2 separate regions of the Homo sapiens genome follow, and region 2 is linked to region 1. The links are chromatin loops, found by intact Hi-C in ENCODE. Cell type or tissue: heart left ventricle. All regions are shown on one strand. Region 1 overlaps PDE1C (phosphodiesterase 1C). Region 2 has its middle 84 kb from the start of PDE1C.

What was found. Peaks named below come from ENCODE experiments on the same cell type or tissue, not always from the same donor. Only the 100,000 strongest peaks of a DNase experiment are listed, where the experiment ranks them.
Region 2: a loop joins it to region 1, with 2.2 times the contacts of the local background. A loop is called at or near these places in 21 of 110 quality-filtered maps.

What each region holds. Positions count from the first base shown.
Region 1 is chr7:31,879,041-31,887,040 of GRCh38, forward strand. It overlaps PDE1C (phosphodiesterase 1C), which reads right to left. Exons shown (of 18, transcript NM_001191057.4): 3 at 1,707-1,820; 4 at 1-138. Among named protein-coding and RNA genes, the nearest start is that of PDE1C, 190 kb to the right of the region's middle. In heart left ventricle, CTCF peaks have their summits at 2,318 (motif pointing right) and 3,236; a DNase peak (open chromatin) is centred at 3,311; H3K27ac peaks cover 5,060 bases.
Region 2 is chr7:32,150,728-32,158,727 of GRCh38, forward strand. It overlaps a transcript of PDE1C not described here. Among named protein-coding and RNA genes, the nearest start is that of PDE1C, 84 kb to the left of the region's middle. In heart left ventricle, no CTCF peak of the experiment used is centred here; a DNase peak (open chromatin) is centred at 4,254; H3K27ac peaks cover 6,383 bases.

The DNA of each region.
Region 1 (8,000 bases):
AACCGGGGCTTCTCGTCGCTCCTCCTGAGCATCATCCCCATCTGCCGCGTGAAGGTGGAGGCCAGCCAGTCTCGGACCTCAGAAGGCACAGCATCTGACTGAATGTCACTGAGCTCATCCTCTGTATCCAGGAGTCTCCTGAACACAAGAAACAGAATCAGCACACTGAGATTAAATCTGAAGTTGGAGCTCTCTGTTCAAAGCAGCTGCTCCTCTCTGCCTCACCTGCATGTTAGGTGCAAAGAAACCAAATTAAATTGGCCACAAAAAATACAGTGCCTTTTTGGTAAGGCTTATGTAAGCTCGCCATGTGTGTTTCGCGATGGTCTTGGCTTCCACTGATATTTCAGGATGGTTCTCTCTACCAGACTGGACAAAGGAACTGGTCCATTGTACCCAGAAGCACTCTGTGGCATTTGAGTGAAATTTAAACCTTCTATTTAAAAATGCCTTCACAGGGAGCCTTGTATTATTTCATAGATGGACCATGTGACGTTATTTTGTTTAAAAATATAAATGGATACTTAAGAGACTTTGCAAAGTATTTACCAAATCACAGCAACCCAGTCCTCTGAAGTAGTGATCCTAAGTGATGACAATTAAGATTCTTTCCAGGTTGCTACCAAAATTTAAATGTCTAAATTCAAGGAAAATTTTCAAAATAATGCAGTTCTTTATTTGCGCACAATGATTTAATCATCTAATAGCTGTGTTTTGCTGATTTTTCAAACTTGTTCATAGGTCAGACCACTAGAATCGAACACAAAGAGCAATGTTAAAATAAAACCTAAAATAGCATGTCATATTTACAGTAAACCCAACTAAAAATCATCAGTAAAAGTAGCTGCCAATGTAAAGGTGTTTGGATTTTTTTTTTCCTTTAGACTTACCAATTGGGGTGGAGGTAAGCGGAGGAAACATAACATTTGGAAAAAAGCTATGATATCGAATTTCCTTAAATTAGAAACCAAGTGTGTCAGCAAAATAATAATAATAGTAAACCATACAAATCTTAGATTACTGTGAAATACTTTCAGATTGGAATTTGGCAAATAAAAGACATCACAAATACTGACAGAGAAGCCTGTCTAAATTAGGGGGAAAAAAAACCACACCTTTCGTATTCAACATTTCAACATTTTTCAAAAGAAATGCAATTTTATAACTTTCAAACGTATGTAGTAACTGAAACCGCTTTAATACGTTTAGATAATTCAAGTGGAATAAACCTGCTAAGTAAATCAGCGACATACGTAAGACTGAAGAGGGAATGCTGGGTGCTTAAGAGAACACATGCTTCTCGATCACTTCAGGAGCCTCCATTTACTAATGGACATTATGAATTAAAACATAAACTCAATTTTTAGACTAACACTAAAAACATACAATAATTACAATGGAGCTCTATATCTGATTTTTAAAATCTTAGTGGATTTTTAAAAATTCGTTTTTCTCCTCTTTCATGATCTCACTTCCTTGTCATGGCGGCCATATGAGATTTGTTCTATTAGCTCCTTTTATAGATGAGGCGGTACAGAGAGTAAGTGACTTGTCCAAATCTATCCTCTTTGTTTGTGGAAACTAAAACTCAAAGATGAGTAATTTGAATGTCACCCCATTCCTGGCATGGGGGACAATTTCAGAAAAGCCATTTAAGAGAAAATTTACTATCACTATACTAATCTCTTTTGTTATTTTTAGCTTACCTTGTTTCATCAATATACACAGATTCAAGCACTGTGGCTGCATATTCCAAATTCTTCTTAAGATCTACCACTGAAGCTTCCCCTCTCTCTAATTGTTTGACCAAAGACCGTAATCTAGAAAAATAAAAAGACATAATTTCATTAGAATAGAGGAAACAAAGAATAATCCTACAACTATGGTGATACATTTTACAGTCATCGAATATTCTCACTTATTCTGATACATCTGAAAGGAAAATAATTATGGGACCAAAGGAGCAGGTAATAAAATAAATGTATACATTTTTGCCATTGTGAAGTAAGAAGAAAAAATTTCTCTCCAACCAGGCACTGACCATACTTTCTAGCTAGCTTTTATCTTTATGAATCCTAAATTATCAATGATTTTGCTTTTTCTCAAATTTTCATCTTTTTTGTTCTATGTGGATGTAGTAAAGCCTGACCAGCAGCAAAATCACCAAATACCTCTTGAGATTCTGCTCTGTTGAAGGCACTTGGTCCAGCAGTGGCCCCAGATAATGGCAGCCCCATGACCCAGGCATGTCCCAAGACAGATGAAAACATATAAACCACTGAGAACCACAAGAGGGCTACAGAAGGAATAGATGAAAGTAAATTGTTTTACTGGACAGAAAAAATCACTCTGAGAGGAGATAAATACCCTAGTTAAAAAAGAAAAGAAAATATGAGGATTGATTTTAAACCGAGGAATTCCAGACTATACAAGAGAAGCAATAAAACATGTTTTTTCTGTTATTTATATGAACATTATCTGCACAGAGGACTTAGTATTCATGAGAACAATAAAATGACTACAGATGATCAACATGCGGTAACTGAGAATACTGTAAATACCACAGAGATTTGGAGATTGGGCAACTCTTCAGGCTGTTTGATAACCAGCAATGAAAAGAGTAGAGACTTTGAAGACGAACTGGGGTTTGAAGCTCACTTCATAACTTATTAGCTGTGCAACCCTAGGTAAGTTATGTAACATCTTTGAGTGTTATCTTAATGAAGAGCAAAGTATGAAATTTCTAAAGTTGACCTAAAGATTAAATGAAATTGATATAGAGTATGTGACTCGGTTGTTCTTTGAAAAGGCAATCGTTATAGCTATTGTCATTATTCAATGACTTTGATCACCACAGATAACCAAATGAGAAAAATTCTAGCAAGATATTTAAAATGATTGTCAAATCTCCACTTCCCGTTGGTATACGCAATCTGTTCTCACCTTCCTGACATCAAAATATCCTCAAATAGGTTGCCTTCATGGCAAGGTATAGACTACTCCCTTCCTGATTTGCATGAAAATGACCCACAATAAAGAATGAGAAAAAATCTTGGATCAACCTTAAAAAGTAAGCAAGAGGGTCAACCATAAAATAATTTCCAGGAGTTTCAATGATATAAAATACAAATAACATTAGATTCAGGTAGTATCTACCTGAATTACGAATCTGCAATATATCAAACGGAAATATGCAAAGGAAATCAGCAGAGGCCCCTGCAGGCTTGGAGGTGAAGGTCAGCCTTGGCAATGCCATTAGCAGCACTGGGAAGAGTTCTGAATTTCAGAGGCAGCACGAGACAGGGAGTTGGCAGGGAAGGGCATGCCAGTCACTCACACAGAAGGATAGCCAGCCTGCCAAAGAATGGGGAGACAGCAGCAGGGAGCTCTGACTGCTGCTCCAAATAAGGATTGGAAGCTCTTTAGCAAAACACATTCCTGGCTAAGTCTGCCTCCAGTTCTGATTCTCACCTCAAGGTGCCCAGCTATCCCCTAGGCTGTTTGGACTCCCAAACGAAAAAATGAGAGTAAAATTAAACTTTTCAAAGTTTAGTCTCAAAAATGAAAGTAAAATTAGACTTTTTAAAGTTTACTCTCAAACATAAGAGTAAAATTAAACTTCTTAAAAATGCCTCTCTCCATTTGGGGCTTACAGGTTCTATCAGGAACTGACATGTAACTCTAGTAGAATCCATCTCAATTCTAGAACCTAAGAGGAAATGACAAAAACCAAGAAAATGATGAGAAAAATTATAAGAGTAATAGAAGTAAAAGCCAGAAGATCCTATCTACCTATAATAGAACTTCCCTAGGAAATAAACAACAGAAGCAGCTTTAATTGAATAAGTTTTCCTAGGCTAAAGTAAAACCTGTATAAGCAGATGAAAAGGGATCAAATACAATTTTTTAAAAGTAAATGAAAACATCAAATGTATGCTACTGTAATTTTTGATTTCAAAGAATAAAGAAACAAACTTGAAAATCTTTGAGAAAATGAAATATAATACTTACAAAGTAACAAAAAATTGTCCTGGCCATCTACTTCTATCATGTCAAACATCAAAAAGCAATTTAATAACAGTACCAATTTTTGAGAATAATATGGGAAACTTCAAGACATTTATATCTACATCTACAGAGTTACCAAGTACATAAGAAGCCAATAAATACATTCTCAGGTGTCAACAACTTCAAAATTTATCATTCATATCCTTTCCAGAAAACAAAACAAAAACAAAAACTTTAAGCACAGTGGTCTTCCAAGGGAGTGAATTCGTGAGTCTCCAGTTAAATGGATTGTTGATTCATGACCTAGATTTAACTAACTCAAACTGTACCAAATGGACAAGTAATTTAAAAAGATTCTGGAAAGAAGAGACAGATAAAATAAAATGCTGATAATACAAGGACAACTAAACATGAAAATGAGCTGACACGTCTCCTTTTACTAGGACAATCTCCTATTTCTCATACAAACACTTCCTCTCCCACTTTTACAAACTAAAAGCTAATTCTCATCAGTTGAAAAATAATTGGAATTATTAAGGACATTATATGGACTATGGATGTATAGCCACTAATTTTTAACAATTCCCACTCCTGGGAAAGCACAGTATTGAGAGAATCAAGTCATGAAGGGGCCTCATATCACCTTGTGATCAGGGGGCTGGGACCCCAGGGCCAGAAGAGGAGTGGGGCCTTCAGGGAAAGCTTCACTTAGAATCTCACTCAGCTGTTCCAATGAGTAGCACTGAAATCGGCTCCATCAGGGAGACCCAGGCTTTGTGCCACAATTAGCAGAAAATCAGCCATTCAGAGGCTTCTCCCTGATGTAGTCACCAGTGGTGCCAGGCAGACATTAGGCAGTCACATTTATGCATTCAGTGTGAAGTTCTGACCCAACAGGAAGCTGTAAATAGAAAGCAAAACCCTAGCCAAGTGGTTTCAACAGATCCAGAGAGGAAATGACACAGAAATAATGCACCTTTTGGATGCGTGGGAGGCACTAGAAATTTATATGTAACCCTGTCTTTCCAGCTTATGAGATGAGCAGAAGATTCAATCAACTTCCTGGCAGACAGTGAGGGAACCTAGAACAACCCGTCACTCTGTTTATGGAAGAACACCCAGCTGACATTCACCTTTCTTTACTCAAGGATGATGAAACAGAAAAAAAATTCATGAAGAGATGCAGCAATAAAGACAGAAGAAAATACAGCATTCAAAATGTGAAAGGATTCACTTTTGAAAAAAAAAATCACTAATGGAAACAGAAGTGAATTTTAGGGAGCATCTGCTGTGTGTTCAATACAATTCAAAAAAAACCCATAGATCTCTGAAACAAAGGTAAAAGCCCAAATCAACACAATAAGAAGTTTCTTTAAAAAGAAAAAAACATGACAATAGAAAGACTACAAGAACTTATTGTTAAAAAGAGTTAAGTGGTGACCAGCTTTGTATATACCCATCTCCTGTTTGGGTGTCACCCATGTCAGATACAAGCTGCAGCTGCCAACTTTCTGCTTTATGTAGCTGCCACACAAAGCCTAGTGATTCCAGATGCCCCTTTCAAATTCTGTTGAGCTTTAGCATAGTGTTCAGGTGCTTATGCTCCATAGGCCCCTCAGCCCACCTTTCTCTAGCTCTTTATCCATTCCATTTGGAATATCCAGCCCTGCCCTGCCATATCCTACCTACCTCTTGGTGAAATGGCTATTCTTTGGGCAAAAGAGTTTCAAATTAGCTCTTTTATCATTGGCCAATTTAAGTTCATGAGAATAAGGACCCCTCTCTATTTGTCATTATAGTGAAGGTATTCCTTAGATCTTAATCTATCTTAAGAAGGGTTGTCTGAAAATTAGCCAGGATCTTTCATACCCATGTCATAAAGTATTTTTGTTCAACTGGAAAAGACTAGCTGAGGCCAGAGGGCTCAACTGCTCTTCTTTGTTTTCCTAGTAAAGTTGTCTAGATGCTTTTCATGTGAATCCATTCCATCTAAAAGGCAAATGTCCTCAGAGGCCAGGTCCCATGGTATGCTGCAGCCTATATTTTGGGAAAGATGGAGATCTGGTGTTTTAATACTACCCAGGGGAATTTTTGGTCTGGACACCTAAGGGGAATTTATTTCATGAGCATTTGAAATAAATTTACAAGGAAGGAAGATAAAGAAGTAGGAAAATATACAAATAATAATAATATTAATAAGATTTCTCTTCTGAGAGAATGAATGTTCATAGTTTCCAGCACTCCATCCATTTCTGTCACTGCAGCTGCCAGATAATAGTTCCAGTATAGAAGTGCAACACCATTTTAGGAAGTGCTTATGCCTTCCAACTTTGGCAAGATGCCTTTCAGTTAAGACAGTGTGCAATTTCATTGTGGATGAGCCATTGCATCTTTTCATGACTCTTGCATTTCTTGGCGTAAACTGTTTGCTTTCTGTATGCTTCTTACCTGCAAGGCATATGATGAGATACTGAATCTCTTCAGTTCCCTGTGCCCTCAGATCCAGAGCGAGCCCTGGATGCTGACTTCCCCTGACCCCACACCAATCAACATGTGGGATGCACAAAGGTGTTGGAAGAGGGGAACTATGTGAGGAAAGGCCAGAGCACTGTATTTTGTAATTTAAAAGGATGTTAGGGAGGAGAGATATTTCTTTTTTTTCCACAAAGATAATTCCTAGGACCAATGGAGTGAGCTTCATTAAAAAGCAACTTATTGGTTCAACTTTATAATTTAGAAAACTGCCTTATACTGGACTAGGCATTATTCCCCACCCCAGTGAGGTCGCAGAAAGCCCTATAACCCTATGCCTTGAAAACATATACATTTGTTGAGCATTAGACCCTACTAGAATTTCATTCTTTTGCACAAATAAAAATGAACTATAAAAAGAAGCTATGGAAACATACTTTCTCATGTTTGTCTATTCTGCCCAAGGTTATTCCCTCTGAGGATGGGGGGGCAGCTCCTAAAATGCCAGTGTAACCAACAAGTACTGCTGTCTCAGAAAGGCTTTGTTTTGTTTGAAAGGATATGAGAGAGAACTGGATCTTTTACAGTACTTTCTCTACATGTCCCAATGGATCATGAGCCCTAAAAACTCATTTGAATTAAAAAAACTTCATTTCAGTTCATCACACCCATGTATTCGAACAGCATACTCATCTCTGTGTCCTTTTCATACACCTGCCTCCTCCATGTCACTCCTGTCCTCTGCCACTTACCTAAATGCCATAGGAAATAACTTAAAACAACTCTTCCAAATGGGATGCCCCAACATGACTTTTAGTCTTATGCTTTAATGCCATCCAATGATGTCACCCAAGCATTTTTCTGGCCATTGTTTGTTTCTATAATTAATGACAGCTGATTAAGATGGCCACACTTGAAAAACATTCAACATTGGGTGTCTTTTGTGTGCAGGCACTGGGAGAGATAGGCTCTAGGAATACAAAGTGGGGAAATGCAGTGCCTTCTCTCAGGTAGGGAAGACAGAAAGCTAACCAGCACCCACAATGCAGTACTGTAAGCGAAATGGCAGAGGTGTGATGGGGGCTAAGAAAGCACAGAGGAGAGGAATCTTCTAATAACAAAGCCCTCCCCAGTGGAGTTGACCAGAGCCATTTTGAAGGCCACGTAGGGGTCAGCCAGGCACAGAGGATGGGATAGGGAAACGGCAGACTCTGCATGGAGAGAGCAGACTGAAGGCAGTGATCTATTCAGATCTATTCAGAATAGATCTTTTCGGATCTTTTCAGAATAGATCTTTTCGGATCTTTTCAGAATAGATCTTTTCGGATCTTTTCAGAATAGATCTATTCGGATCTATTCAGGGGCGTGTCAAAAGATAAAACAGAAGAAGGTAGGAACTACACCACAGTAGACTTAGAATCTCAAGCTAAAGAAATGTAATTTTCTCCTGGAGATAATGGGGAACCCCTGGAGAATGTTAAAATGGAGGAACAGAATGATGAGATTGGCATTTTAGAAAG
Region 2 (8,000 bases), 270 kb after region 1:
CCATACTAAGAACCACATAAGGGTTAGGTCTTCGTTCATTTGCAAATATTGGTTGAATGCTTCCTAGTACTAGGGGCAACCATTGTAGTCCACCAGCAGGGGCCTAGCTCCATGCTGAGCTTTAAGTACAGTATCTTTTTTTAATGCTTACAAAAACCATGCAATGTAACTCTGAGTATTTCTGTTCTATACCTGAGAACTAATGCTGAGAGGAGGAAGCAGCTTGCATGAGTTCTATATGACAAAGTCCCCATTCAAACCTAGGTCTCTGGGGACTCAAAAACAAAATGTTTTCCCAGATGAGGTCCCTATTCTTCAAAGAATCGTATCTGTAAGAAATCCTAAAAACATTACTTACTCTGGCCAATAATCAGTATTTATTTCCTAAGCAATAAACCTTCTTTCAAACCAAACGGTCTCTGTAAACACAATAGTGTTTCTTAGCAATCACATGTGCAAAGTCCCCAAACCAGCTATTTTTAAGTTAGAACCAGCCCCACCCCCACAAACAGAATGATAAAGGACTCCCCAAGACAAAGATATTCCACTTACCAACTGTTCCCATGAAATACTTCAATTCCCTTCACTCCATAGTTATTTATTGCCCAGAACTAATTTCCTAGCCTTTATGAAGCAGATTGTCTCTTACAGTTCCTGAGAGTTAATTGTGTGCATCTCTTCCCAACTCCATTCTGTGAATCTATTTTGGAAATTTGAAATTCGAAATGGTGGGAATATTTATATTACAGAAACTGGCAAATGCTAATGTCCACCAACAGCTGAATGGATAAATAAATCATGGTATATCCATACAACAGAATACTACTCAGCAACAAAAAGAAATGATCATACATGCAACAACATAGATGGCTTTTTAAGTAGTTATACTAAGTAAAAGACACCAGATTTGAAAACAGAATACATACTGCATAATTCCATTTATATACAAATCTAGAAAATGCAAACTAATCTATATAATCAATAGCAACAGAAAGCAAATCAATGGCTGCCTGGGACAGACTGGGGATAGCATGAAGAGGCAGGAAGAAGGAGTTACAACAGAGAACGAAGAAATTTTTGAGGGTAATGGTTCATTATGTTGATTATGGTGATGGGTTCACAGGCTCAAATGTCACACTTAGCCAGTTGAATATTTGAACATGTACAGTTTTTTCTACGTCATTTATATCTTAATAAAGCTGTTTTTAAATGTTCTTCTGTTTATTCCTATGATGACATTTTTATTTTAATAAGTGTAAACAAATGCTACTTCACTATGCAGAATCATTGATTTACTTCTCTATTTCTCTCACCATATTCTAGGTTCCTTGAGGGCAACAACCTCCATGAAGTCTTTCCTGGGCACATGCTTTCTCCACTCTTGTACCCCATCTCCTTGCTCTGGAGTAGGGCATGACTCCATTCTCTGTGCTCCTGTTTCCAGGTAGGTCATGGAGTGGAGTGGAAAGCACAAAGGCTTGGAGGTCAAAATGATGCAGGTTTCACCCTCCGCTCTGCTGCTGTTCAGTTGTGTGTCCTTGGGCGTGGCATATAATTTTTCTGAACCCACTTTGCTAGGGCATAAAAGAGGGAAGCTATGGATCCCTGCCAGGAGCAGAAAAGACAGTGACTACAGTCCTCACATGAGCAGTGTGTCAGCGAAAGGCACCAAAACAGCATAGGCATCCTCTGGCTTTAACAAAAGGGCAGGCTACCTTGGAAGTAATAATTTTAAGTAGTCACTTCAAAGCTGTGACAAATGATCCCAGTTGCATGAAACCTAAGGGTTCCAGGCTGATGGGAATTGCTGGAAGAAGCCCCATGAAAAGGGCTACTCAGGGCCCCTCTTTTAATGAGGATTATCAAGTGGAGATGCCCTTCGACCCAGTGTTTCTATTCTAGTTATCTGCCCCTACGATGCAGTTTAAATTACCTAGATGGATATGGACTTATATCATAGCATTCCTTTAAAGAGTGAAAATCTGAGAAGAATCTAAATGTCCAGCAATAGTGATGTGGGTAAATAAATGCTCACTCATCACATTCAGGCACATACATGCTACGTGGCAACATGGCAAAATGACTAAGGTAAAATGATCCATGAAAAAATTAGGACAAAAAAACTGTAGCCACACTATAATTATAACTATGAGAATAAGGCATAGATATTAAGACTTCAGAAAGCCAAAATGATCATGAGGATCATATTCAGGACATTTTATCTCTCATCATTTATCAGCAGTCTACAGGGCATGCATATTATTTTTATGGCAAAATTTCACTTTGGAAAATATTAAGAAAGGAGGGACTAAGAAACTGAGGCAATGTCTCAAAGTCAGCCTATCCAGAGGGAAACGCGGCAGCCACTGAAATAGTAGTAAAAATAGCCAGTGCCCAGCAGGCTTTTGAAAGCTTCTACAGATCACGTTCCCAAAAGAATACATGCAATTTGCCTGCATTCTGTTGAATTGGCTTTTGGAAAAAGACAACATAAGGGACATTTGGTGACACTTCAGTTATCTAAAATGGCATGGACATATGGCATCTCGTGGGGTGGGAAAGCTCATTCTGTGATCATTCCAAATCTTTAGATGCCCATTCCAGATAAATGCTATAAACCTGTGAAGAGAAGGGAGCAAAATCTTTATCTGGTGACTACAGCTAAGATGGGCCTTAATGGTCATGAAAGAAACGGTGACCTACAGAGGCAGCACCCGTCAAGGCAGTGTGGATGGAGAAGAATGAAGGAAAACAAGAGAAGGTCAAGGGGGAGCCTGGAACAAGCAGAGTGGGGGTTCTCAGCCCTGCTGCATGGCAGCAGAATGGGACCCAAAGAAGTTTTAAACATGCACTTCCTGGTCCCACCCAGCGAGGCTGGTTTGATAGCTCATAAGTCTACTATGCAGCCTGAGTTAAGAATCAGTGAAATAGAATGTCAATCAGAAATCTGAACAGGATAGAGCCCACGTAGTGTAGTCAAAGGCAAGATTTTCAAGTGGGAGAAGATAAAATTATTTCAGCAAGAAAAAAAGTGACTGGTGGCTGCTGGTGTTGCCATTGATGTTGTTCAATGTGTTAGAATAGGGAAATGATTTTAGAATTTGTTTGGTCGCCTTATTTTAGGTGGATTCCTCTCTCTCTGCCTTTTTCTCTCTCTTTCCCCCCACAACACACACATCAAAAGGTTGAGCTTGAGCCAAATAACAGAATTCCTAGTGATATTTTATAATTTTTAAAAAAGTACGGCCAGGCGCAATGGCTTATGCCCTTCATTCCAGTATTTTGGGAGTCCAGTGCAGGTGGATTGCTTGAGCCCAGGAGTTTGACGCCAGCCTGGGCAACATGATGAAACCCTGCCTGTACAAAAAATATTTTTTAAAAATTAGCCAGGTGTAGTCACTTGCACCTGTGGTCCCAGCTAACTGGGAGGCTGAGGTAGGAGGATCACCTGAGCCTGGGAGGTTGAGGCTGCAGTGAGCTGTGATTGCACCACTGCACTCCACCCTGGGTGACAGAGCGAGACTATGCCTCAAAAGTTTAAAAATTTAAAAATTTAAAGTTAAATAAATAAATAAGTATAATTAATGGAGATTAGGCACTACACTAAATGCCTTTTTTAACCTTTTATTTAAATGATTATAGACACACAAGAAGCTGCAAAAATGGTACAGAGAGGTCCCAGGTACGCATTATCCAGCTCACCCAGTGATAATATTTTACAAGACTCTAGTACATTATCCAAACCAGGAAATTGATGTGGACATAACAGAATTACCTAAACTACAACCTCACTCAGGTTTCAGGAGTTTTTATGCCTAGTATTTTTACATACATTTTCTCATTCCATCCTCCCATCATTATTGTTTCCATTTTGCAGAAAAGAAAACTGAGTCCAAGAAAAGCTGAGTAACTTCCCCAAGGTGGTAAGTTACAGAGTCACGATGGAATCTCAGCTTTGTCTGACTCCAAGCTCTAGTGCTAACCTACCTTCCCTACCACCCCATACCATACAGTGGGCACCACTGTGGTCACAGCAGAGAAAGGGCTCTGGTGAGACCACAGGTGTTGCTGGTGACTTGCTCACAGGAGAGGTCTTCGGAGGCAAATGTGTGGCAGACATGAGCCCACAGCCAGGTGGGCAGTAAGTCTGAAGAAGGGCTTCCTAGTTCTCCAGCCCAGCAGCTAAAGTTGTATTCTTAGACTGAGCAATCTATGGCAGGAGGCCCAGGCAGGCAGGGAGTAAGGCCAAGGTGGCTGGCCAGCCAGTGCTGCAGTGAGAGTCCACACCAGGCATGAGGAAATGGCAGGAAATGAGCAGGCTGGTGTGGCACCGGCATTGGATCAGGGTGCAGAGGCAGGCAGGAAGCAGAGACCTCACTGAAAGGCAAATCCACAGCAGCATCAAAACCAGAGAACACAGACCTTCTGCCTCATTGCTGGACCAGGGAGGCCGTGTGGCCCAGTGGTTAACTGTGGGTTCTGGAGCCAAACTGTCTGGCTTTGAATCCCAGATCTACCAACTGATAGTAGGATCTTGAATATGTTCATGTCTTTTTACCTCAGTTTCTCCATCTGTGAAATGAAAGTAATAAAAACACCTGTCTCACAGGGTTGTTATAAGGATTCAACGGCTTAACACATAGAGCTTGTAGAAAAATGCTTAACACACAATCTCTAGTCAGGTTAGCTATTATTGTCATCATACAAAATGTGACTGGATTAGGGATAAGAGGAAAACTCTAGAAAGGAAAGAGAGAAACCACCTCAAAGGTCCCAGGTGGCAGAGTGGTTGCTCAGTGCTGATGGCCCAGTGAACGTGGCTGATTAACCCAGAAAAGGTTAATTCCTCCACACAACACAGCCCAGAGCTCACAGTGCACCTTCCAAGCATTGAGCAGGATGCTGACACTGAATCATATCACTTGCAAATTATAAAGCATCAGCTGCTTCCAGACACCATGCTCACCGCATGCATGCCTCCTGGACTCCTCACAGGTAGCCCCTGAGGGAAAGAACATCTAATCCTGTTAAACAGATGAAGAAACTGAGGCTCAGCTTAAATGGTGTGCTCAAGGTCAGACAGCAGGCAAGGGGTGTAACTGGGATTAAACCAGAGCTCAGTGTTCCCACTACACCCATCATTAAGACAAACAGAACGCTCTGTAACAATGGTGTCTGGCACAGCCATGGGTCATGGGTCAGCAGGAGCAGGGAGCAGCACAACTGGGCAGAAACGGCCATGTGAGAAGACTGGGATGATTCACCCAAACTCCTTTCTCTGGCTAAGTAACTGCCTCCCCCAACCCATTCCATGAGTTTCTCTCTACTCTGCAATTTCCTATACTTCCAATGGCATCAGTAAGGCCAGATAAAAGACATTGTTTTCTTTTCATTTTATTTTATTTTTACTTATTTTAAGTTCTGGGATTCATGTGCAGGACATGAATATTTGTTACATAGGTAAATGTGTGCCATGGTGGTTTGCTGCACCTATCAACCCATCACCTAGGTATTAAGCCTCACATGCATTAACTATTTATCCTCATGCTCTCCCTCTCTCTACCCCCACAACAGGCCCCAATGTGTGTTGCTCCCCTCCCTGTGTTCATGTGTTCTCATTGTTCAGCTCCCACTTATGAGTGTTTTCTATCAGATTAGGGGACTCCACAAGAGCCCCCGTTGGCCATTCACATCACCAGCAGGACAGGGAATTAGACCTGGATCTGCTGACACACATCTTCATATTCTAAGTCGAAGTTCATTTCTACCCTTTAGGGTTGATGTCTCTCCCTCTAGGGTTGATGGACCACCCCACCTCGCCTCTGCTGGGCCTTTGTGACCTTTCTCTCACAAGCAACTGCCTGGACTCCAGGTAGGGTGAAAATACAATGGCTTATAAAACACTGGATGAAAGAAGAGTCCAGAGTCTACACTGATACTAAAATGTAGAAAGGGAGAGAAAGGGAAAGCTCTTATTTACAGTCAAATATCATCCAATACATAGAAAAGAAGTGATAGGGTTAGAAAATACCATTGATTCAGCCAAGTGCCATTAAGTGATGCTAGAACCACTGCAAGTTTGTTGGGAAAAAGGTTATTTACAGAGTCTCAAAGTGTCTCCCCAAAGGTGATTTAATCACAGTTAAGGTACCCATTGATTGTGACAAAGGTACCCTGACAGTGGACAAATTGTGAGAAACAACTTTAACCAGTGATCAAAGTCAACGTCACCCATAATAGGATAAATCTCCTTCCTCATTGCTGTGCCGAGAAGGACTCAGTGTCACTTATGTAGTATCCCTGTCAAATGGATGACCTGAGGACTCTAGAGGCAACGATCAGAAAAACCAAATTGAGGAACATTCTGCACAACAAAACACATGGCCTGTTTGCTTCAAAATGTCAGTGTCATGAAAGGCAAGAAAGGCTGAAAAACTGTTTCAGTTAAAAGAGACTATCTTTTTGTACTCATTAACCAACTTCTCTTCAACCCCCCTCCCTATTTCAAATACAGTTAGAAGGAATAAGTTCTAGTATTCGATAGTACAATAGGGAAATTATAATTAACAATAACATATTGTATATTTCAAAATAACTAGAGGAGAACCATAGAGTTCCCAAAACAAAGATAATTGTTTGAGGTGATGGACATCCCCGTTACCCTGATTTGATCATTGTACATTGTATACCTGTATCAAAATATCACATGTACCCCAAAAATATGTACAACTATGTCAATAAAATACAAAAAAAATAAAATACGGGAACCTAAAGAACCATGACAACTAAAGGTGATGTGTGCTTCCAGAGTGGAGCCAGCCAAAAAATATGGCTGTTAAAGACATTATTGGGACATTTGGTGAAATTTGAACACAGACTGTATATTAGATAATAGTGTAATATCAAGATTAAGTTTCCTGACTATGGCAACTTTACTGTAAGGAAATGACCTTATTCTTAAGAGATACAAGCTAAAGCTGAAAGGTCATGATGTCTACAATTTAGGATTAAAAGATTTGGGGGGAAAAATGGATAGATAGATGATAAACCTAAAGCGAATGTAGCAAAAGGCTAAAAGGTGACTTACATGGAAGATAATGTAGCTCATTTTATTAGTCTTGCAATTGTTCTATAAGTTTAAATATTGTCAAAATATTATTTTAAAAAACAAATGCAAAAGCATTTCTTAAATACAAGTACCTGTAAGTTGGCTTAGAGTTATACACTACAGCCAGATTGAGTGCTATCCGGGGAAATTTAACAACTAAGGAAACTCAACCCTGATTTGAGTAGATGAACTTAAAATAATTAGCAGAACGTTGCACAAACATGTAATTATACAATTATAACACAGGTCCCCTTCACACACAGTTTTCTTATTCAAAACCGGGGCCATTTTCAAAGAATGAGAATGTTAAACCAATGAAAGTTTAAAATTTTGGATCCCTAGACCATGTTTACTCTTTGACATATTCCTATTTCTGACTTTGCAGAGTTCATGAGTCACGCTCTCAGGCAGTTTATGATATGCCCGCCTCAAGTACTTGAGCCTCGTTGCCCGAGCCAGAGTTATTTCCCCTTCTAAATGAGGACAAGCATGTCTGTAGCTCCTGTACAAATAACAATGCTCCCATAACTGAGCTGACTTCCAGGGTTAGGAGGAAATTGGACCTAGCAAATTCACTTCTGGCTGCACTTAACAGTAATCAATAAATGGGGATCTGCAGCTAGGATACAGTTGTAGGGCTGTTTAGTCAATGACCATTAGCTACTACAGCATTTAGAAGGATGTAATTTAAAAAATGGTCTTTGTTCCAACCATGTGGGAAAGCATATTTTCACAAGTTTCTTCCCAAAATTGTCCACGTACTTCCTCCAGGCACCGCAGAACACCCAGTGTTTAATCACTGCACTGTTCTCCAGCTCCATTATTTCATCTCTGTCACAGGCCAGGAAACCTTCATTTCGATGCTACGTGTGCAGGAGACCAAGGCATGGAA